Linked DNA regions of Homo sapiens: regions 1 and 3 are each linked to region 2. Evidence: chromatin loops called from intact Hi-C (ENCODE). Cell type or tissue: HepG2. All regions are shown on one strand.

Region 1 (8,000 bases), 590 kb after region 2:
CTGCCCACATGCATGCACGCAAGCAATGGCCCTTGCAGTGCAGGACTGAGCAGGGGTGGTATACTGCGAGGGTCTTTATTGGCAGTCTGACCTTGGTCCCTGCAGGCCTGCCCACGAGTCTGCATGATGATGCTGCTGAGAGCAACACCTGGTGATGTTGCTCTATTCCATGTGCTGGCCCCCACTGGCACCTACTGCTGCTTTATCTACCTCCTTCTTCTACCTTGTACCTCCGCGGCAGCTGCTGGGAGCTAGGACTATGCTGGGCTAGGCCTGTACTGGTGCTGGATGGGGGAAGGAGTGGAGTCCCCAACATTAGCAGTGCCACCTGGTGTCTTGCAAATGTGAACACCTACACATAGAAGAAGAGAGATTGTGAGTTTGAATGTACCAAAGTGTTTGGGTGACTGTGAGCAAATGAAGTGAGCAAGAAAGGAAGAGTGAAAGAGAAGAGGAGGGTGACCACATGAAAAAGGGTGTGTGCATGAGGGAGAAGAAAAATACATGTGTGCACATGTGCACAGGGGTGGGGAAGGCAGTGGGGTAGACACTCACTGCCCCCACAGTACCGGGGAGCTGGGCATGACTGAGAGCCTGAGAAGAGGACAGAGAATGGAGAGGGAGAAAAGGAGTCTGCCTAGTCATTTTCAAGAGTGTGCGTGAAGAAGGGGTACAGTAGTGGGAGAAAGAGAAAGACACCTAAGGAGGGAATGAGAGAGCAAGCACATCACCAGGAAGCATGCAGAGTGGAAGCCGCGGGATGGAGGGATGGAGCTGAGAGAGGTGAGTGTGCAAGAGGAAGGCATGCAGGTGTGTGAGCCTGGAGGTGTGCGTCCGCCCCTGCAGGGCTGTGTGAGACAGAGGCAGGCCACGTGCCCGGGTGACTGTGCGTGGGAACATGCATGTGCATCGGGGAGCATGTGGCTATGACAAGTGAGCACAAACACGAGTGTGCGAGAGCACATGTGGGGGGTGTCCCAGGGGCTGTGAGGCAGCATGCCTGGCTCTGGGGCATTGGGGGGAGCTCCCAGGGAGTGTTGGTGATGCTGAGGACGTTTCCACCAAGAAAGCTCTGATGGGACTGTATGACCTGTCCTGTGTTGGCTCAGATCTGGGTGATCGTGGTGGCTCGGAGTGTTGGCCATGTTGCCCCCATCTGAAGGTGGGTGTGGGAACGAATGAGCCACCAGGCATGGCTGGCCCTCACTCTGCCTCGCCTCTGGGTAAGACAGAGAGTGGAAAGAGTACTTGAGGGCTGGATTTTTATACCATCATTATGCAATTGCCTGCAGTGCTCATGGGCTCCTTCTAAAGGCCTAACACTCCAACTCTCTTGGCCTACAAACTCCCATTTCCTTTTATGTCCAAGTTGCAGTACAGGTCAGTGTCCTTGACAAACATTTGTGGAAGTCTACTCTACACCAGGCTCTGGTGTAGAGTAGATTTCCACAAATTCAATGTGAATTTACCCTATTCACAATGTCAAACCATTCCCCAGTTCTTTCCCATCCCCCTCTTCATGGCTTTAATTGTCTTCATAGCACTTACTACTATTAACCATACTATGTGGCATGACTTACTTATTTTATTTGTTGTCTATTTTTCCTTAATAGCAAATGTCTGTACAGCATTTGCTATATGCCAGGCACTGTTCTAAGCTTTCTGTTAATTCACTGAATCCTCTAACAACTCTGCACAGCAGTGAATATTGTTCTTGCTATATTGTGAATGGGGGGTCCAGAAAGATTCAGTAGCTTGTCCATGATCATCTACTGGTAAGTGGTGGGGCCAAGCTGAGGTCCAGAGTCCCTGTTCTTGACTAGCACATAATACTGTCCTGGGAGGGTGGGAACTGTTTTCAGTTTGGATTTCTGTTCAATCTCTAGTGCTTACAACAGTGCCCAGCACATGTAGGTGCTCAATCAGTAGTGACAGAATGAAGAAATGAGTGAATACATGCTGGACATGGAGGATGCAGAAATGAAACAGAGAGGTCCTTGCCTTCAGAGAGCTCATGACCCCATGGAGGAGGCAAATAATTACTGCAATCCCCTATCAGGACAGCATCGTGGGAGTCTAGAGGGTCACACAACTTGCTCGGCCTCTGCAAGCAGGACTTCCCAGAGGAAGGACACAGATAGGGACAGGCACAGGGACGTTGTCTACCTCCTCCAAACTCCTGTCTGGAACAAACGCACCTAAACTCTTTCTGCCTCAGTCCACAGGGTGCCAGAAGATGACAGTGGCTCCATGGGGACAACAGAGGCAGAACAAGGTAGCGGTGACGACACGGGCTACTGAGAGAGACTGCCTGGAGTGAATCCTCCCTCTACCAGCTAAGTGACCTTGGACAGACTGCCTAAGCTCCCTGGGCCTTGGTCCTCTCATCTGTAAGAAGGGGTAGCAAATGACACTGATTTCCTAGGATATTCCATGACCAAAACTCTTCTATTCTACACTGGTTGCTTGCTTTTGGGGAGAAATGGGAGAGAACATTGGGATTTAACCTATTATGCTTATTACTGCAGCCTCTCTGCTGCGGCTTCATCCCATTTTGCAGAAGCAGCTCAGAGCTGAAGTTGTCCATGAACTTTCCTTAGGGAAGGGACTATGTCTGTTTTATTTACCTCTATATATCTAGCACCTAGTACCTGAGACCTAGTAGGTGCTCAATAAGTACTTGAGTGAATGACTGAGTGGTTACATTTATTTATTCCCCCAGGACACTTGTGAGGATAAATATTCATATTGCTATTGTTTCTGCTCACAGATGAGGGACTGGAGCTCCAGCAAGGTTAAGTGACTTGTGCATAAACACACAGCCTGAAGCAGAACAGGCGGACTCAAACGCCAAATCCCATGCTCTTTCTTCCTCCACACCGTGCTACTCTCTGGACTCCTATTCATCCTGTCCTATTTTCTGCAGATTTCTTCTAGTCAGTGGTGCCATCCCTGATTGTAGAGTCATCTCCGAATTCTATGACTCATATCTGAATCACAGAACTGTTTAATAGTTGAAGGGGACTTCTGATGTCATCTGGACCTCCCATCCATTGTGGAAATTTCCTCTCCATTGTCTATCTATCTAGTACTTGAATGCCTCCTGTGACGGAACACGCATTTCTTCCTCTGGAATTATTGAGTTCTATGACTGGACCACTTTTAGAGTCAGAGAGTTCTGCGTCTATGGGCCAAAGGCCTGTTTTTAATTTCAATGCCTTGGGCTTACGTCATCCTAAGATACACAGAATAGATCTGCTGCCCCTTCCGCAAGACAGCCATTCAGATATTCAGGAAGTTCTCACATCTTTTCAGAGAATTCTCTTCTAGACAGACGGTCCCATCTTAGACCGTCTCAACAGGCTGTCCCAAGTGTTTTGAGCAATGGCACCCCCTACTGGTTAAGGTATGAACTGCATCAAAGGGCTTCCTCAGGAGCTGGGGCACTGAGTGTGGTGTGAATAAAATACCACTTATTTTGAAGAGTCATCGCTTTAGACTCATACCTGGTTGTTTCCAATGTCTATCTTAAAGAGTATCACGTGAAGACTCCATTCTAAGGTTCCTTGCCAATCATGAGGTCTCTGAAAAGCTACAGGTTTGGAATTTCAACGTTAGAGTTCAAAAGACTTGTCTTTGTTTTGTTTTGTTTTGTTTTGTTTTTTTGGAGACGGAGTCTTACTCTGTCGCCCAGGCTGGAGTGCAGTGGCGCGATCTCGGCTCACTGCAAGCTCTGCCCTCTGGGTTCACGCCATCCTCCTGCCTCAGCCTCCCAAGTAGCTGGGACTACAGGCGCCCGCCACCACGCCTGGCTAATTTTTTGTATTTTTAGTAGAGACGGAGTTTCACCATGTTAGCCAGGATGGTCTCGATCTCCTGACCTCGTGATCTGCCCGCCTTGGCCTCCCAAAGTGCTGGGATTACAGGCATGAGCCACCGCACCTGGCCCAAAAGACTTGTCTTCTAACAAAATGTTCAGAAGGAGAGATATGAAAATATATGCTATGTTACAGGATTATGGCGATTTTTCTTTTTTTATTTGTATTTATTTTCTAATATTTTGACAGTTAACCTTTTGTTATAAGAAGGAAAAGAACAATAAAAACTTATAAAAAAATGTAAAACTCTCCCCCCACCCCTTCTTTTTCTTCCTTCTGAGGCTGTTTATCATGGCGTGGGTCATGGGGCTACAACTGGGACGAGCTGCCACCCTGTGGGCAAGAGTGCCTTGGTAATATCTCCACGGTGGCTGCAATGGCTTGGCTCCCTGCAACTGTGGTCAACTGGACTCAAGCAGCACAGTTTCACCCTCAAGCCGGGCTTCTCAACAGGGAGGTCAGGTAGTTCTCCACATCCCCCACCCCATCCTTGGCTCATGCTGCCTTCAGGTTTTGCTTCCTACCCTTACCTCTTGAAGTCAGCCCAGCCCTGAATGGTCAGTGGTCATTCCCTAGGAGCCCTGTACTCCTCAGCTCTTCGTCCTTCTTTTCACTTCCTAGCACACCTTCAATTGCCTGCTCTTCCCTCCATGTGAGCCTAGAGCAGCTCCAAGTGATAACAGGTCAGAAGGCATCAGGGATTAGAAAAACAAGTCCCCATTTAAACGAAGAGCTATGGAGCAGCTGCATGGATATTCTTGCGCAAGTTCACAGCTAGCTAGGCTTTACTCCAGCCCCAGCTTCAGCCGGGGCATTGTCTCTCCATTCTGAGGTCTGGGAGGAGCTGGGTGCTGAGAAGACTCACCCGGTAGCCTCTCACTGCAGCACATGTCCAGGGCCCCTCCCTCGGAGTCATCAGCAGCGTGGTTCTCTCTCTCACTCCTGCAGCAGGATGGAAAAGGTAAGAATATGCTGTTGAGCCAGGATCAAGACAAAAACCCTGAGCAAAGATAAGAAGGCTCCCTCTCCTGTATTCTGTATCCCTTTGAATAACCCCACCCCATCAAAGGGACCTGAGGAAAATACCAGCCTGTTGAGGGGTCAAGCTGCAGAGGCAGGAGCAGAATTTTGCAGGTGTCTTCCTTGTGGAATCAGTGGCAGCAGTATCATCACAACCATCATCATCATCATCACCATCATCATCACCTCTACAGTAGGAGGATTTACTATACGCAAGCACTTTGCAAACTTTATCACATTAAATCCTCACCATGACCTCATGAATGAGGGATCATTAAACAGGCTCAGAGAGGTTAAGTAACTTGCCCAAGGTCACACAGCTCAATAGAATAGAGATGAGTTTGAAATTATGACCTAGGACTCCAGGCTCATGCTCTCGCTGTTGTGCCATTCTGTCTCCTAGTTCCAGTAGTTTTGAACCATGGGTGGACAAGAAGAGGGCTCTGAGTAACCCACAATCCTGTGTCCAGCTCTCCAAGATATGCAAGTCCCCTCTGCCCCAGGCAGTGAAAAGTGGTATGCAGAACTCTTCTCCAGAATAGCTAGAAAAAGTAGTTACATACATGTTTTGTATAGTCTAAATGTTTCCTTCCTGAAATCAGAGAACCCTCTTTCTAGCCTATTAGGGCACCTTATAGGAGAGTATGGGGGTCTAGTTTTTCTCCTTTACCTGGCAAGCTGGAAAAATGTTGCTGGAGATCAGCTAGACCCCATGAAGCATCTTGAGAGTAGACATATCTTGAGGGCAACCACTTGACTCACAGGGGGTCCCCTACCCTGGGAATGGCCTGAAATGCAGCGTGGGCTCCAGTGGCCTTGTCTGCCTTTCATGTCTCTGACCCTTGGCAGTAGCTGATGACTGATCCAAGGCTGAACACACAAACCAGCCTGGGTCAATCAGATCCTCTCCCTTGCACACTGAAAATGCATTCTGATGCATTTTGCTGGTGCTGAATCATGGTAGCCACAGTGCCCTGGAGAGAAGACCTGCTGCTGAGGGCCTGAGAGCTGCCTTGTTCCCATCTGTACTGAGTCTTGGACAATATGCCCTTCAAGACCATAAGATGGCCGTGGATCCTTCCAATAAATCCCCACATTTTAGCTTACGCCAGTGGGATGTGATTTCTGAAACTGGCAACCAAAAGAACCTTTGACATAGCCTTGCTAGCATACTTTCAGGAATTCCAGAGGCTCAGCTGCTTCTCTGCCCCCAAGTCCTGCTATCCTGCTTCTTGGACTGGCCCTAGGGCCAGTTTCAGGCCCAATTCCAGATTTTAAATAATTAAGGGCAGAGAGGTCAGGTTCAGGGTGGCCCTTCTCCCTCTGATATCTTCTTTTTCAACTGGCATTATATCATTTTATTTTTTTCCTCAACCCAATTGCCAGGGTCTCTGAGAATCACAAGTCCTAGAGCCCAGCACTCCTGCAGAGAGGAGGTCACTTCCTTCAAGGTAACTTTAAGTGCATTCTTTAAATGTCTCTGGAGTCCCTCCACATTTCTCCCTCCCCATCTTGGTCCCAGCCACCATCATCTCTTGCCTAGATTGCTGTGGCAATATTTTAACTGGTTGCTGGCATCCACTCGGGCTGGCCTCCAAAACATTCTCCACATGGCTCCAGTGCTTATGGCACAGAAAATCTGTGCAGTTTACAAACTGCACAACTGGATGTGGAAGTCCCCTCTGCCCCAGGCAATGGAAAGTGGCATGGTGAACGCTTCTCCAGAAGAGAGGAGCTAGAATCAATTCCTCAGAACTCAACGTTTATCACATAACCTTTCTTGAAAAAATATTTTCATGGCATCCTTATTGTACTTAGAACAAAGAAAAATCCTTTGGCATAGTTCATAGATGTTGGGTGGTCTGGTCCCTGTGGATCCCTCCAGGCTTACCCTAAGTCCCTCTCCCTCTTGACCTCTGCACTCCAGCCACACTGGGAAGGCTCTTTCCTCACAGCACCTTCCACATGCTTTTCTCTCACATGGTATGCACTTGACACGGTTAGAAATGTCACTGTAATATATGCCATTATTCAACATCTGTCTCCATCATTAGACTGTGGCTTTCATGAAGGCAGGGTCCACTATTTCTGTTTTATTTACCATTGTATCTTCAAAGCCTCGCACAGTGCCTGGTTCGTAGTAGGATGTTCAATAAATAAACACTTATGGAATAAGTAAATGTTGACCTGACGTTCTTGAGAAAACATTAGGAATCTCAAACACAGCCATCATCTGAGCTGCTTTGTGGACGGGTCTTTGCTAAGTAGCTGGGAGCTCTCCTCCACAGCTGTTGTCCACAGAAGTCAGAGAATCACAGATCTGGAAGGCCTCTCATTTTACAGAGGAGAAACTGAGCCAGAGAATGGGGTCTGACTTGCCCCACATTTTATACTGAGTTGGTGGTGGCCACAGGGATTGTGTTTGAGAGCACCCACCCCCAACCTTCCAATCCTAAACTTGTTCTTTCCTTACCCTAACGAGCACCTAGCTGGATGGCAGCCCATGAGGGCTGACCCCTGGCTGGGTACAGAAAGGCACAGTATCCAGATACCTCTGGAAGGGGACCCATGTGTGACTCACACCTGCTTTCACACCTTAAGCCTCTCAGGCCCCAAGCTGTGTTCAGAATAGCTCAGTGCTTCATGTGTGCAGTGGACTCTATAAATAAGCTTCCTAGAAAATGACTAATTTCATAACCAGAAAAGCAGAACGAGTAGCACCTCTTGACTGCAAAGGAAAATGGAGCAAGAGCCTCTGCTGCTCTTCCCTGTAGTCGAAGGACTCCAGGCAACCCCAGCCACAGCCTGCGTGTCTAGACTGTCCAGAGGAGGGTTTAATTAGCTTTCCAAAGAAAATACATGGCCCATTCAGGCTGGATGGGGAACCCAGTCTCTGGGCGCTGCCTTCCTCCCTCCCCACCAAGAGCAGAAATAGCTGCTTTTATTGGATTGCTAAGGCTCCTGCTCTCTCCTTCCCCACTTCTATCAGCCAGGCAACAGGAACAGAACACTGGCCTGTGACAACAGCAGCCACTTGCTGGGCTGCCCCCACCACTGCTTCCCTTATAACCAGAGACCACCAGGGATGAAGGGACTTGGAAA
Region 2 (8,000 bases):
CAAAAATAAATAGATGGGACTTAATTAAACTAAAAAGCTTTAACACAGCAAAAGCAATCGTCAGCAGAGCAAACAGACAACCCACCGAGTAAGAAAATCTTCACAAACTAAGCACCTGACAAAGGACTAATATCCAGAATACAAGGAACTCAAACAAATCAGCAAGAAGAAAGCAAACAATCCCATCAAAAAGTGGGCTAAAAACATGAATAGACAATTCTCAAAAAAAGAGATAGAAACAGACAACAAACATAGGAAAAAATGCTTAACGTCACTAATGATCAGGGAAATGCAAATCAAAACCATAATGCGATACCACCTTACTCCTGCAAGAATGGCCATAATTTAAAAATCTAAAAATAATAGATGTTGGCGGGGATGTGGTAAAAAAGGAACACTTTTACACTGCTGGTGGGAATGTAAACTAGCACAACCACTATGAAAAACAGTGTGGAAATTTCTTAAAGAAGTAAAAGTGGATCTACCATTTCATCCATCAATCCCATTAAATATATATAAATATATATATATACAACTATGTATATAGTACACGTATACATTTATATACCATGGAATAGTACTCAGCCATAAAAAGGAATAAAATAATGGCATTCACAGCAACCTAGATGGAACTGGACATATTACTCTAACTGAGGTAACTCAGAAATGGAAAACCAAACATCATATATTCTCACTTACAAGTGAGAGCTAAACTGTGAGGATGTAAATGCATAGAATAATATAATGAACTATGGGGACTTCAGGGGAAGGATGGAAGAGGGGTGAGGGATAAAAGACTACACATTGGGTATAGTGTACACTGCTCAGGTGATGGGTGCCCCAAAATCTCAGAAATTACCACTAAAGAACTTATCCATGTAAGCAAACACCACCTGTTCCCCCAAAACCCATTGAAATAAAAATAATAACAACAAATGATTTAATTTCACAGAACTTTTAAAAAGTTTAATGTTCAGAGTTGATAATAATAAAAGAAGTTAGAAAAAAATGTGTAGCAAGTGGTAGCCTCTGGACAATGACATTCTAGATTTTCACTTTGCATACACTTCTCTACCACTTGGAAAGAAAGCATACACATGAATATATCACCACTATGATAAAGAAAACACCGAAACATGGTGTCAGGCCATTTTCAGCCTTGATGATCCTATGATCTACTTATTTCTTTAGTTAAAAAGCCTCATAACGAAAGTTCACATTACTTAATCTGATATCTAGGCCCATAATTGATTTTCAAAATCAGGACAGCAATTACTTACAGGAAGCTGAACAAGATGGGACATGATGGGAGAGGCTGATATGTATTGGATATGGGACAGAGGCCAAGAATCATCTCAGTTAGGATTTGTGCCTCAAATACCTCTGGCCTCTGATTTGTCCATAGTCCTCATACAGGAAATAACAAGACTGTCCAGCATCTTCATAAGCCTGGATTGCTAACCAGCTTTCATTTCAGCTCCTGTAGGCATCTCCTGAATTAAGCAACACAGAAAAGTCCTCTGAAGACACTGAATCCCAGAAAGGCTCTCTACCTTTAGCACAAGGGAGGTCTTCACCACAGGACAAAAGAAGGAAAGATAAGGGTAAGTACCAAGAACTGTCTTCTTCCATGGTCAGTTATGGTTTTTGCTATCAGATCATGTCCTGTGCTTCCACCTTGGTGCTACATGCAGGGGGTCATGAGCTTGTTTCAGGAAAAGACAGGAGACACGAAGCTTCGTTTTGGAAACTGAGTGCTGCCAGCCCAAACTGTGTGAGTTCCAAATGGGGTCCCCCTTCTGATTTATCTCCCCGTATCATCTCCTTCATTCCAATCATTCAATCTGCTCTCCTGGAGAGAATGCTGCCTCTTACATTCATTTAAGGAGCCAGAAGACATGAAGACATTTCTTCCCAGAGTTGAACTGCTGTAGGGCCGGTTTTATTGTTTCACTTACTTTTTAAATTTATTCTTCTTTGCCTATCTGGAAAGGACCAAGGAAGTTATAGATAGTCCAAACTGAAATAATTAAGGAGTGTTTCGTGAGGAAAGTATTTACAAAGATGCGCAGGGTTAAGGGAAAGAGATGAGGCATGGCAAAGCACCTCAAGCAGCAATACATAGGGGAGCACTACTTCCTCCCCTAGGCTGAAAGGCACAGGGAAGGAGCAGTTACCATTGTCGCCATAGCCATAGTTGTAGCCATAGGGGTGGGAGAGCACGAGCAGGCAGGTGGAGAAGCCCTGCACAGCCAACACACAACCACACAGGCCGATATGGTTTGGATCTGTGTCCCTACCCAAATCTCATGTTGATTGTAATTCCCATTGTTGGAGGGAGGGCCTGGTGGGATGATTATTAGATCATGGGGATGATTTTGCATGAATGTTTCAACACCATCCCCTTTTGGTATTATTGTTTTGATACTGATAAGTTCTCATGAAATCTAATTGTTTAAAAGTGTGTAGCACCTCCTCCCTCTCTCTCTTGCTCCTGCTCTCACCATGTGAGATGCCTTGCTCCCCCTTTGCCTTTCATCAGGATTGGAAGCTTTCTGAAGCCTCCCCTAAAGCAGAAGCTGCTATGCTTCCTGCATAGCCTGTAGAGCCATGAGCCAATTAAACCTGTTTTCCTCATAAATTTCCCAGTCTCAGGTATTTCTTTTTATCAATGCAAGAAGGAACTAATATGCAGGCAGAGAGCCAGGAGATGGAAATCCCAAGTCACTCTCCTGCTGTCTTCCAGTCTCCTGCCAGTATGTCCCAGTGTCTCAATTTCATTAGAAACCAGAAATAAAAAGAATCCTACTAATGTGGTACATGGAAGCCACTCACTTGGGATGTCAAACAGGATAGAGAAGAACGGAAAGCAAATCCTCATGCCAAATGAGACTATTCCTCTTACCTTCTTATATCCTCCTACTTCCTGAGGCTTGCTCTGCCTGAAGGTGATTGATTCCTGTCTCATTTCAGCTCCATGAGACTACTTTAATGTTTGGCATGTCTTTCTCTACTGTCACTTTTATGCAGAAATGTTTGCATTTGTCAAAAATGCATAGAAAATAAAATGTAATTTAAAAAGAGAACATATTTATTTGTTTAGAATCTAAGTTTGGCTGCTCTAAAAAAGACATGAAGTAGAAATATCTTAAACAAAAAAGTATAATTGTGTCTCTGGGTCACTAGATTCTGAATCTGCAAATTCAACAAACCACAGGTGGAAACTATTCCAAAAATAAGGGTATGGTGGAGTTGTGTATGTACTGAACAGGTACAAACTTGTTTTTCCTCGTCATTATTTCTGAAAAACTACAATATAACAAGAATTTACATAGCATTTGCATTTCGTCAGTTATTCTAAATAACTAAAAATGATTTAACATATCTGGGAGAAAGTGCATAGGTATATACAAATACCACATAGAAGGAAATAGAGCATCTGCAGATTTTGGTGTGTGCTAAAGTTCTGGAAAAAATCCCCTGTGAATACCCAGAAATGACTATCTTTGAAATCTGAAGTAGAAGCTCCAAGGCGTCACACATCAGAATTCCAAAAATTGGGGCTCCCAGTCCCTAGAGAGTTGCCCTCATCTTTGTGATCTTGCATGGTTTCCAGCTACATCAGCATTCCAGCCTTATGGAAAAGGACGAGGGGAAGGAGAGGCTTTACTCCTTCTATTGATCCTGTGAGCAAGGAATTGCTTACATCACTTTGTGATTCTTCCACTTAACAGCACCTGGTCATACAATGTCATCCAGCATCAAGGAAAACTGGGATGTGGGTCTTTGTGCTGCTTTTATACTCTCAGAATTGTTATGTGACCGAAGAGGAAAATGAATATTGGGGCAATCTAGCAGTCTCTTCAGCCCTGATTGTCTCTGACTCTGTGCTCACATCAAGATTTTTCAGGAACTCCTCAGAAATAATGAATGATGGGGCAGAGAACAGAACTGGAGCCTCATGCAGGGTTCCAGGGACCAGGGGCTGGTATTAGACTTGCTCTTCGTGTTGTGAACTCAGGAAAACCCTTTAATTCTCTATGCCTTGGCTTCATCTTATGTTATATGAGGATAATACCATAGATGGTCTTTAAGGAACACAGGCTAAATGTTGGTGATACTACAGGGAAAATGACAGGTATGACTTAGTCCTTATGGAGCTTTGGTTTTCATGAGGAAGACAAACATATCATACCATAAATATAGATAGAGAAACTCTTTAGTGCCCTGAGTGTGGATAACAGAGGCTCTCCTTTTCCTCCCATTTCCTTTCTGGGCCAATCAGGGCTGTGGCACCTTGCCCCTCTAAGAGAGCTCATGATGGATGCATTCACTCCTGATGCTTCTCTGTACTCCCAGCAAAGGGTGCATCTTCTGTCCACCAGGAGGCCTCCTGCCCCTGTGCATCCTCAGGATTCCAGAGCAAATGTGACCTCTGATAGGCAAAAAGGAACTCCTGAATTTATTCCTAAATGGCATTCACTCACCTCTATTTTGTTCCCTCTTTGATTTGCCTCTCCTTCTCTATGTGGAGTTTGCTTAGGTCAGTTTTTTTTTCAATCCACAATTTTGGCTGCCAACTTGGATTTAACTTGAGAATCACTCCTCTGCTTTACTCCCTGTAACATATATAATCGACACAGGGTGGTGCTGGGTATAAAGGGCTGCTCCAAGACTGGATTGTGAGTCAGACCTGCCGGACTCAAATTCATACTATGTAATACATAACCCCTGGGACAAATAATTCCCTTTCGTTGTGCTCCAATTGCATTATCTGCCATATGGGAATAATACCAATTCTTACCTCCTAGGCTCTTCGGGTGATTAAAAGAGACAATACCTTACAAACTCTCAATCAGCTGCTGTTATTCTCCCAGATTAGACCTAATCCTCATTCTCCAGTTGAAATCTGCATGAATCTCTCTCTTTACACTCCAAGCCCTACACATCGCCTATTTCCCCTCATGGACGCCTCTCATACAAATGTTTGCATCAACAAAGAAATGCTACCAAAGATCTCCTGAAAGAGAGAACCAAAAAGTTTACATTGTGTATACCCAGCAGAACACTTAGTAGTCCCCCATAGATATTTCCACACTTCAATTACCTCCGTCAGTTACACTCAGACCTCATCTTCACTTACTCTTTCCTCTGTTCTATTGCTGAGTAATTCAGCTCAGACCCACACCCTACCCAAACACTGTGTACAAAAATGCTTCTAGGTGTTCAGCAAAGCCACACTGAGTCTTCATTTCAAAGGCACATCAGTGGTCAATTTCAAGTTTTGGGCACACATCAAGAATTCTTCTCAACACAGATACAGCTTTCCACAAATAGAATTCTGATGAATTAAATTTTCTTCATCCAGTTATACGTGTGTGTTCTAATACCTTACATTGTGCTTTCATCTTTATTTTCCATTTCATCCAAATCTACCAGTACCATTAGTCTCATGCATGCATTCATTCATTGAATGAATGTATATGAAAAGCACAGTGTGCTGCTCATGGAAATAGGCACTGGGAGTATAAAATGTAAAATGTAGTCCTGTCTGCAATGACTGACACACTGAGTTATTTCTCACCCACCAGGCCCAGCCATTTTCACACTTATCCTAGCAAAGGTCACATTTTCCTCTAGTTCATAATGCATGGTCTTCCTTCCTGTCCATGGATGACCAGTCCTAGTCACGAGTGTGTCACAACCACCTCTTTGTGTATCTGAATTCCTCCACCTGAAAGAAAATTTCAGACCCAGGATAGATTAATCATCGGGTCCAAAGCCCTGGCCGGATGAGTGGGGGTGTTTTGATCCTAATGTTATTCCCATGTCAGCACAGAACTTGTGTGGCAGTAGAGAGATGTCAGGCTTCAGAGTCAACAAGAACTGGATTTCAAACTGGATTTGAGGACCCCCACCTTTGGTAAGTGACTTATTATCTGCGAGCCTCTGTTTCTCTCTTCTTTAAATGAGGACAGTAAATCCCATACGGCAGGGTGGTGGGGAGAATCAGAGATGATACAGCTGGTGATCACATCTGGTTTGTGTTCCCAGGGGCACCAGACTAGGGTTTCTGAGCATGGATCCAACCGTCCCAGTCTTCGGTACAAAACTGACACCAATCAACGGACGTGAGGAGACTCCTTGCTACAATCAGACCCTGAGCTTCACGGTGCTGACGTGCATCATTTCCCTTGTCGGACTGACAGGAAACGCGGTTGTGCTCTGGCTCCTGGGCTACCGCATGCGCAGGAACGCTGTCTCCATCTACATCCTCAACCTGGCCGCAGCAGACTTCCTCTTCCTCAGCTTCCAGATTATACGTTTGCCATTACGCCTCATCAATATCAGCCATCTCATCCGCAAAATCCTCGTTTCTGTGATGACCTTTCCCTACTTTACAGGCCTGAGTATGCTGAGCGCCATCAGCACCGAGCGCTGCCTGTCTGTTCTGTGGCCCATCTGGTACCGCTGCCGCCGCCCCACACACCTGTCAGCGGTCGTGTGTGTCCTGCTCTGGGGCCTGTCCCTGCTGTTTAGTATGCTGGAGTGGAGGTTCTGTGACTTCCTGTTTAGTGGTGCTGATTCTAGTTGGTGTGAAACGTCAGATTTCATCCCAGTCGCGTGGCTGATTTTTTTATGTGTGGTTCTCTGTGTTTCCAGCCTGGTCCTGCTGGTCAGGATCCTCTGTGGATCCCGGAAGATGCCGCTGACCAGGCTGTACGTGACCATCCTGCTCACAGTGCTGGTCTTCCTCCTCTGCGGCCTGCCCTTCGGCATTCTGGGGGCCCTAATTTACAGGATGCACCTGAATTTGGAAGTCTTATATTGTCATGTTTATCTGGTTTGCATGTCCCTGTCCTCTCTAAACAGTAGTGCCAACCCCATCATTTACTTCTTCGTGGGCTCCTTTAGGCAGCGTCAAAATAGGCAGAACCTGAAGCTGGTTCTCCAGAGGGCTCTGCAGGACAAGCCTGAGGTGGATAAAGGTGAAGGGCAGCTTCCTGAGGAAAGCCTGGAGCTGTCGGGAAGCAGATTGGGGCCATGAGGGAGAGCCTCTGCCCTGTCAGTCAGACGGGACTTTGAGAGCAACACTGTCCTGCCACCCTTGACAATTACATGCGTTTTTCTTAGCGTTTCGCCTCAGAAATGTCTCAGTGGTAACTCAAGGTCTTCAAATAAATGTTTATCTAACCTGACAGTTGCAGTTTTCACCCATGGAAAGCATTAGTCTGACAGTACAATGTTTGGATTCTCCTTGATATTACCAATACATTTTCCCTGTTATCTTGCACTGAATCTTTCCTACTGAACACTTTTTCTGCACTTTTCATTGTAATAAAAGGAGTTCCTGTCCACAACCCTAAAACTCTTCTTTATACTTGTTTCCTACCTGATAGTATCAAAAAGGAAGATTCCTTATTAATCTGTCAGACTATGTTCCCCTGAAAATCATGTTCCCTTCTATGACTGGAGGCATTACTGCAGTTGGAAGCTCAATTCTTAATAAGTGAGTTCTGCTACCTCTAAATTCCATTGAATTCTCAGATATAAAGCAAAATAATGTCCTTAGAGAGAGATTCTCCCTTCATAAAAACAGTCTTAGAAATTGGTTTTATGAATAGCCCTCTCCTGTCATTTGTCCACACATGGTCACACGTTGGCTTTGGTTTCTAGTAAAGACAATCGTGGCCCCTTCCCCTTGAGAACTGGTAAGTGCTTATTTAGCTCTTCCTGGACTAACGGACCAGTGAGGAGCCTATAAATACACCCCACCAGTTCCATTTTGGCCATTGGAAATTAAAATTGGTTTCAAACTGGAAATTATCTTGAAAACCATTTATTATTCATTTACAGAGTCTTTAAGTTGTAGGAGAATTCTTCATACTTTCAGGTTTTGTACAAATTGTTCTGGCTGTAACTTTCAGTTAATTTTATGGCTGTTAACATAAGAAGCAAAACTGAAAACATCTGACTTTTCCATGCTAATGTCAATTATA
Region 3 (8,000 bases), 120 kb after region 2:
CCTGTCCTGGACTGTTACATGAGCAAGAAATACACTTCTATTTATGTATGAGTTACTTCATTATCAGATATTTATTACAGCAGTTTAGCTACCTAAGATCTCTCTCTGCCTCAGACTGCTTATCTATAAAATGGAATAACACCATCTACTCCAAACATTATTGTAAGGATGAAATGAGACAATGCTGAAAAGTGTTTACCATAATATCTGCCACACAATAAGTACCCCATATAGTATTTCTGTATTAGTAAGTTACATGAGAGATTTTCTTCTTTTAATACATCTGCATTTATAAACATTTTACTTTAACCTCAACTTCCCCAGCACTGCTCTACCATTTTCTGAATGTCATTATGAGAGAAATAAAACTAATTTCTAGGGCCAGGCATGGTGGCTCACACCTATAATCCCAGCATTTTGGGAGGCCAAGGTGGGAAGACTGCTTTGAGGTCAGGATTTCAAGACCAACCTGGGCAACACAGTAAGACCCCATCTCTATAAAAAAATGAAGAAATCAGAGGGTACAGTGGCACATGCCTGTAATCCCACGACTCAGAAAACTGAGGCAGGAGGATCGCTTGAACCCAAGGGATCAAGGCTACAGTGAGCCATGATCACACCACTGCATTCCAGCCTGGGCACAGAGTGAGACCCTGTCTCTAAAAATAAAAAATAGGGCCAGGCACAGTGGTTGATGCCTGTGATCCCAACACTTTGGGAGGCCAAGGCAGGTAGATCACTTGAGGTCAGGCGTTTGAGACCAGCTTGGCCGACATGGCAAAACCCTGTCTCTACTAAAATACAAAAATTAGCTGGGCGTGGTGGTGCACGCCTGCAGTCCCAGCTACTTGGGAGGCTGAGGCAAGACAATCACTTGAACCCAGGAGGCGGAGGTTGCAGTGAGCCAAGATGGCGCCACTGCACTCAAACAGAATGAAACTCTGTCTCAAAAAAAATAAAATAAATAAAAATTTAAAAACTAATTTCTTATAATCCAGTTGTGAATTTAACCAATGTCTGAAAGAACTATTAAAAGTTAAAATGAATGGAAAACAGAATAAAGGGTTGACCAGAACAGATGTGATTTTCTACTTAAATCTTTTTTTTAAACCCCAAAATTCAAAACTGCTAATGTTTTTTAATACGAATTTCTATCTTTGATAAGGCAATCTGAGTATTACCTTTCAATCCTTCAATAAAAGTATCCCAAACAGAAGGGCTATTACTGTAACTAAGCTTGATACTCTCCTTCGCTCTTTTCAAGTTCAGGAGAAAAAAGTACTTCTTCAGGAACTGGCAAGCCAGAATTTCAGGAGAGTACTGTTGCAAAGTGTGGTCCACATGTCCACTGGTGCTTTTGATCTTAGAATTCAATACATTCAACTCCAAACATAATGTTGTCAATTCAGCCAGGTCGTTCCGAAGACCACTTGCAATGGCGCATGGAGAACATATTTGAAACAGGTCATCCAAAGACTCCCTTGGACTCCTTACACATTCACATGCTGTTTTATCAACAGATTCTTCATTGCCTAAAGAGTCCCTTTTTTCTTTTTCATTATCTTCATCTAATATTCCCTTTTTTGATTCATTAACTAATAGCACATCCTGGTTCAATTTCATGGATGAGTTGTCAGTATCTGAAACACCTGAAAAGTCCTTCATGGCAAATGTTTTTTCTAAATGTGAAAGCCACTCCTGTAAAACCATTCTCAGAGACTCGGATTCAAATAAAACCAGAGGGTCCTGTAGCTTGGTCCTATACAAGACAGACAAGTATGAAATTCATGTGTCATGTGTTTTTCTTAAAACAAATTAATTCATGCTAATAAATTAACCTAACCAATGTAACATACTCATCTGGAATAAACGTTACTTTTCAACTCTTTAAATAAAAACTATCTCAACAAGATGACAAAACAGAGAACATAAACTTTGTAGTGTTTTACTTTTTTTTTTTTTTTTTTGAGATAGGGTCTTGTTTTGTCACCCAGGCTGGAGTGCAATGGCACAAACATAGCTCACTGCAGGCTCAAGTGATCCTCCCACCTCAGCCTCCTGAGTAGCTGGGAATACAGGTACATGCCACTACACCCACTACACACAGCTACTTTTGGTATTTGGGGTTTCATCATGTTGCCCTGGATGGTCTCAAACTTCTAAGCTCAAGCGATCCGCCCACCTCAGCCTTTCAAAATGCTGGGATTACAGTCATGAGCCACCACGCCCAGCCTACTTCTTCAATTTCAATTCCAAATGAGGCTATCTCTGCCCCAAACTGTCTCAGGACCACTACTGATGGACTCAGAAAGTCATTCCCATTCTGGGCTTGTGTGAAGGCTGCCAATCTTCTCAGTAGTTTTACACACAAAGCTAGGAATACTGGAAGTCAAATACCAAAAAATTAACATGAAGAAAATCTTATTGCTGCCAAGAATGAAAACTTCAGTGCCTGGGTTTTTCCTATTAGTCCTAGGAAGGCAACTTGGACTTAATAAAAGGAAAGACCATTTATAGCAACTTCTCTAATCAACTATATATTTCATACAAGGCCCATAAAAAACTTACAATATAATGATTCACTTCGTTTACTAAACTGCCTTGAGACGTCACTATAAAAGTTTCTCATTATACTCACATTGCTTCTGCTGTTGCTACTTTAAGCTCCTGGAACCTGTCTTCTTCTGGAGGTGGACTAGTTACCTCTTTTTCCTCCCTAAAAAAGTGTGCAAAATAACAATAACATTCACAAGAGTTAGAGGGGATCAGAGCTTTTTTTGAGACAGGGTCTCACTCTGTCACCCAGGCTGCAGTGCAGTGACGTGATCTCGGTTCATTGCAACCTCCGCCTCCCGGGTTCAAGCAATTCTCCCTGCCTCAGCCTCAGAGCTTTCTTAGACAAATATTTCTTTTTTCTTTTTTTTTTGAGACAGAGTCACGCTCTGTTGCCTAGGCTGGAGTGCAGTGGCATGATCTCCGCTCACTGCAAGCTCCACCTCCCAGGTTCACACCATTCTCCCGCCTCAGCCTCCCGAATAGCTGGGACTACAGGCACCCAGCATCATGCCTGGCTAATTTTGTTTTTGTATTTTTAGTAGAGATGGGGTTTCATCATGTTAGTCAGAATGGTCCCGATCTCCTGACCTCGTGATCCACCTGCCTCGGCCTCCTAAAGTGCGTGAGCCACCGCACCTGACCCTTGGACAAATATTTCTCATGCTTACTAACGGCAAGTATTATACTCATGTTACATAAGACAAATAGATGAATAGAAAAGGTGGTCCTTGGCCTCAAGGTGATAAGCTCCAGTAAGCTCTCATTAGAAAGAAAGGCATGCAAACAACTAAGTATAATTTAAAAAAAGAGTAAGTTGAACACCAAAGAGCAGCTCTTTAAAACAGCATTGTGATATGAAAGCAGAGAAGAAGAAATAATTTTTCTGAGTAGGGAAAGGGACATATTCCTAAGGAGGTATTATTTGTCTCACAAAAAATGGCGGGAGAATACTCTGGATAGAAGACATAGCATGAAGAAAGGTAGTGAAGTGTCAGTGTACACACTTAGTTCTCCGATAGGAGTGAAATTTATAGCACTTAGAAGGATGTGGCTAGAAAGGTAGCTAAGGTCAGATAGAAGGCTGCATTAAATGCCATGTCAAAAAATCTGTATTTTTTCTATAAACATATGGATTCACTAAGTTATTCTGAGGATTACAAATCTTTTATTTCATCTGACTGTCCAGATGCACTGGTCCCATGGGTTTCTCTCTTAATTCCTGGGTAAGTGCTGAATTTGTTTGCCTTTAATACCCAGATTCCCTGAACTATAAGGCAGAAGCCAGAGAGACAAGATACTCCACACTATGCCCAATTAAGGGCTCTGCTACAACTCTACTACACAAGGACCAGGCCACCAGCATATTATGGGAAGGTACCTGATAGGACATCAATGCCAACTGCTTGATCAACGTTGCCTAAAGAATCCCTTGTTTTCTTTTTCATTATCTCAATCTAATATTCTCTTTATTAGAGAATAAAGTATTATACTCATGTTACATGAGACAATTAGATAATATAAAAGGTGGTCCTTTTGCTATTGCTTGATGAGTCCTTGACTCATCAAATAATAGCACATTTTGGATCTTACAGGCCAGAGAGCATCAGTGACATTCCCAAAGTCACATACTAGTCATACGCAGAGCCAGGATGAGGTCTAGATCCTTGGTCATCCTACTCTTAATATAATACTCCTGTGAGATCCCAGAAGTTTGAAGAGATTATGGGGGAAGGAGGGGAGTTATGCAGGGGAAAGATGGAAGAAGTACTAAATTAAAACTCTGCTCAATAGATCTGCTTCGGGGTGATGTAATTTTTCAACACTTTGTGGAATTTCACAATTTTTATAAGCTACACAAACAATCTTCAATGAATGCAGACATACATGTGCCTTCTTGAAAAGGACATAGTCTATGGCACAGGTGTCCAATTTTTGGCTTCCCCGGGCCACATGGGAAGAATTGTCTTGGGCCACACATAAAATACACTAACATTAACAATAGCTGATGAGCTATTAAAAAAAAAAATCACAAAAAAACTCATGTTTTCAGAAACTTTACAAATTTGTGTTGGGCCACGTTCAAAGCCGTCCTGGAACACATGAGGCCCACGGGCCACAGGCTGCACAAGGTTGGTCTATGGCTTTCTTAAAACTGACAGCTGGATTCCCTAGAATGTATAGAGATTTATGTGTAAGGGCTTACTCAGTGTCTTCCTCCTTTGGGCAGGTATCTGAACTCACATCCTCTTCACATGATTGCTCATCACCCCTGAGCTCTGGTCTCACTTTCAGATCAGGGCTCGTGTGAAGGGTGCCAATCTTCTCAGTAGTTTTACGCACAAAGCTAGAAACACTAGAAGTCAAATAACAAAAAACTAACATGAATAAAAACTTATTACTGAGAAAACTCAGGTTTTCATTCTTCAGTTTTCTCCCTAATAAGTCCTAGGGAGGCAACTTGGACTTAGTAAAGACTGTTTATAGCAACTTCTCTGTTCAAATAATAGTATTTCACGTATATAAACTTACAATATAATGATTCACATTATTTACTAAACTGCCCTAAGAAATCAGTGTTTCAGCGCTAAAGAAAAGGTCTTTAACTCCAGCTGTATCTGTAATATTTCTGTCAACTTAGGCAAAGCCATGTGATCATCAGCCCCATTCTGGTCACAGAACAAAGAATTGCTTCATGTAAACTCAGCTGTTAACTAGTCACAATATACCCTTCTTAAGCAAAATTTGTATCCAGTAAGACTCAGATGAGCAGTTAAGTAGCTGCACAAAGTCTTCTCTCTTAAACTCAAATGTCAACCCTGGTCCCATGGAGTAGCTAGAAAAGAATTCTGAAAAGACTCCAAGTCTGAGCCCAAACTGACCATTAGAAAGGATCAGCTAAAGACTAATGATACGTGGAAACTATTACCATCAGAGATTTTTAATTTTTGATCTCTTGAGGGTGGGGGCACCTACATCTGCAACAACTCAAATACCAGCTGCTAAAACAGAGGGAAGCTAGACTCTCCCCAAGGTAAATGAGAAGTTAATAGCTCCATATGACAAGTTATATGGAAAACAAGAGACTTCCTTTTTCTCATTTTCCATTCTCAGCACAAATTACCTAATGTGAGAACTGAAATAAGATCAGTAATGGAATTAAATGACAAGACTAATTGGTTTACCTTTCTTTGACAGCCTGAAGAGACACAAGAGGAGATGGAGAACGAAATGGTAATGGAATGCCGAACGGGAGAAAAGTTTCATTCTTATCTGTCTCAAACATCACTGGAGCATGAGAAACATTGTCTAATGAATGGAATCAGGAAAAAAAGAAACAAAATCTAATCACGTGGGAGTTGTTTTAATCTTTAAAAAAATTCTGAAATGAATAAACCGAAAGAAATGAAGGATTCAATACCAAAATCACAACTGACCCAGAAACAAATGAGTGGAACACAGGTTTACAAAATGCATGGGATGGTCCACATAAAACACCGAGGCAGGTACCTTCATTTGCCTACTAACCCTGAGTCCCCATAAGTCAAAAAGGGAGTTTAGGATCTCTATTATTCTCTTCTCACTAGTTCAGCCACAGGAATACTCGCACATCGAAAAAGGAAGGCAATGACCCCCAAAAACTGCAGTAATTTTTCAATCCTGATGAAAAATAATTTGGTTAGTCAGAATAAAATCTTCCCACTCTTTTGGTTAATGACCTTTCTTTCATAACCTTTCCAGCATTTTGATGCATGATCAAAAACAGGCCCTAATGTTAGTCCAAACGTGAGGGGAAAAAATACTAAACATAAACCAACTCTTCTAGTAGGGGGCAGATCTGTAGATCTGGATGGAAAGTTCTATCAACATGTTAAAAATTATTAACACTTCAGAGAAATTCCGTGCACAAGATAATCCTGGTAACAGGAGCTCGTGGAAAATAATGGCTTCACATCAGGAACCAACAACAGACACATTCATCACCTTCATTTCCGTGTGAGCCACAACACTGATCTGGCAGGTCCTCTTCCTGCTGTGAGGTGAATTCTTTAAATCTCTCATCTTCTGAGAGGGTTTGGCTGTGAAGGGAGCAAGAGTCTTCATCTGACTGACTGCCTCTTCTACTACTAATGATACGATAAATACCAGAGTCCAAGATGCTGAAACTTTCCTAAAAATTAAAAGAATTCAAAAAAAAAAAAAGGTAAAAATTTCCTTTATAACGTTAATATAACTTCTGCAGAGAAATACCAACACTCAAATAGAAAGTTAATAACAACCATTATGGCTTATTAGAACAAACTGATGAGCAAGGCTTAGGTGCCTGGCAGCTGGGTCACTCCGTGTGCTAGTGGCATCAGCTGCCATATTTCTCTAGCTTGTCTTCATAAAGCTTGGTAGTGAGAATGGGGATTAAATGAGATAATCCAGACCTGCATTCAGGCTCAAATTAGCATGAAGCACCTAAAATCACATATTAGAGCAACGTAACTTATGCTGGGAGCTATATGAGTATATCAGGGAACAAAAAATAATAAACAATGACAAAACAAAATGTGGCTCCAAGACACACCTAAATGGAGGCTTCACAGAGCTGAGCCACTAGCTGAACAAAAGTTCACCCCTTCCCACCAAAAAACATAAATGGAAAGGACAACAAATTTGGGGATCCTAGAGGTAAATAAGAACAACCGAAGATGGAAAAATCTTACCCTACAAAATCCTTTAAAGGTGAGAATACTTACATGTGATGAAATGGAGCTTCTTCTACTGCTACAAGCTGAATCCAAAGGTTCAAATTTTAAGATCAATTCTTCCAGTTGAGAAATTAGATCATTGTAGGTGCCATGGTCCAGCTGAGATTTCAAATGCTCCAATTTATCTGCAGTCAAAGTTTTTCTTGCCTAATAAAACAACAGCGCAATGGAATAGCTATTTGTAGGTAAATCTATATTCAAATGGCCAATATATTGAAAGAGGTCTAGGCCGGGCACGGTGGCTCACGCCTGTAATCCCAGCACTCTGGGAGGCCGAGGCGGGCAGATCCCCCGAGGTCAGGAGTTCAAGACAAGCCTGGCCAACATGGTGAAACCCCGTCTCTACTAAAAATACAAAAATTAGCTGGGCATGGGGGCAGGCATCTGTAATCCCAGCTACTCGGGAGGCTGAGGCAGGAGAATCATTTGAACCTGGGAGGCAGAGGTTGCAGTGAGCTGAGATCACGCCATTGCACTCCACTCCAGCCTGGGGGACAAGAGTGAGACTTCATCTCAAAAAAAAAAAAAAGAAAAAAGAAATAAGTCTAATATAGAACATAAAACTTCAATGGTGCTTTAAAAAGGCTTAGCAAGCTGGAGAAAGATTTAATGAGAATTTTCTTAGGAATTAAGAATTTAAGGCCATGTGTGGTGGCTGATACCTGTAATCCCACACTTTGGGAGGCCAAA

The links. Peaks named below come from ENCODE experiments on the same cell type or tissue, not always from the same donor. Only the 100,000 strongest peaks of a DNase experiment are listed, where the experiment ranks them.
Region 1: a loop joins it to region 2, with 22 times the contacts of the local background. A loop is called at or near these places in 7 of 110 quality-filtered maps.
Region 3: a loop joins it to region 2, with 2.6 times the contacts of the local background. A loop is called at or near these places in 2 of 110 quality-filtered maps.

What each region holds. Positions count from the first base shown.
Region 1 is chr11:18,761,064-18,769,063 of GRCh38, forward strand. It overlaps PTPN5 (protein tyrosine phosphatase non-receptor type 5), which reads right to left. Exons shown (of 15, transcript NM_006906.2): 3 at 4,744-4,820. Among named protein-coding and RNA genes, the nearest start is that of PTPN5, 27 kb to the right of the region's middle. RefSeq lists enhancers at 446-946, 947-1,447. In HepG2, a CTCF peak has its summit at 3,404 (motif pointing left); a DNase peak (open chromatin) is centred at 3,388; H3K27me3 peaks cover 246 bases.
Region 2 is chr11:18,167,178-18,175,177 of GRCh38, forward strand. MRGPRX4 (MAS related GPR family member X4) reads left to right here and starts at 5,660. Exons shown (of 1, transcript NM_054032.3): 1 at 5,660-7,103. The coding sequence starts at 6,080. The coding sequence ends at 7,048. In HepG2, a CTCF peak has its summit at 4,390; DNase peaks (open chromatin) are centred at 4,394 and 5,704; H3K27me3 peaks cover 266 bases.
Region 3 is chr11:18,290,261-18,298,260 of GRCh38, forward strand. HPS5 (HPS5 biogenesis of lysosomal organelles complex 2 subunit 2) reads right to left here. Exons shown (of 23, transcript NM_181507.2): 11 at 7,299-7,457; 12 at 6,538-6,724; 13 at 5,739-5,862; 14 at 4,760-4,909; 15 at 2,639-2,716; 16 at 1,182-1,759. Among named protein-coding and RNA genes, the nearest start is that of HPS5, 28 kb to the right of the region's middle. In HepG2, no CTCF peak of the experiment used is centred here; no DNase peak of the experiment used is centred here.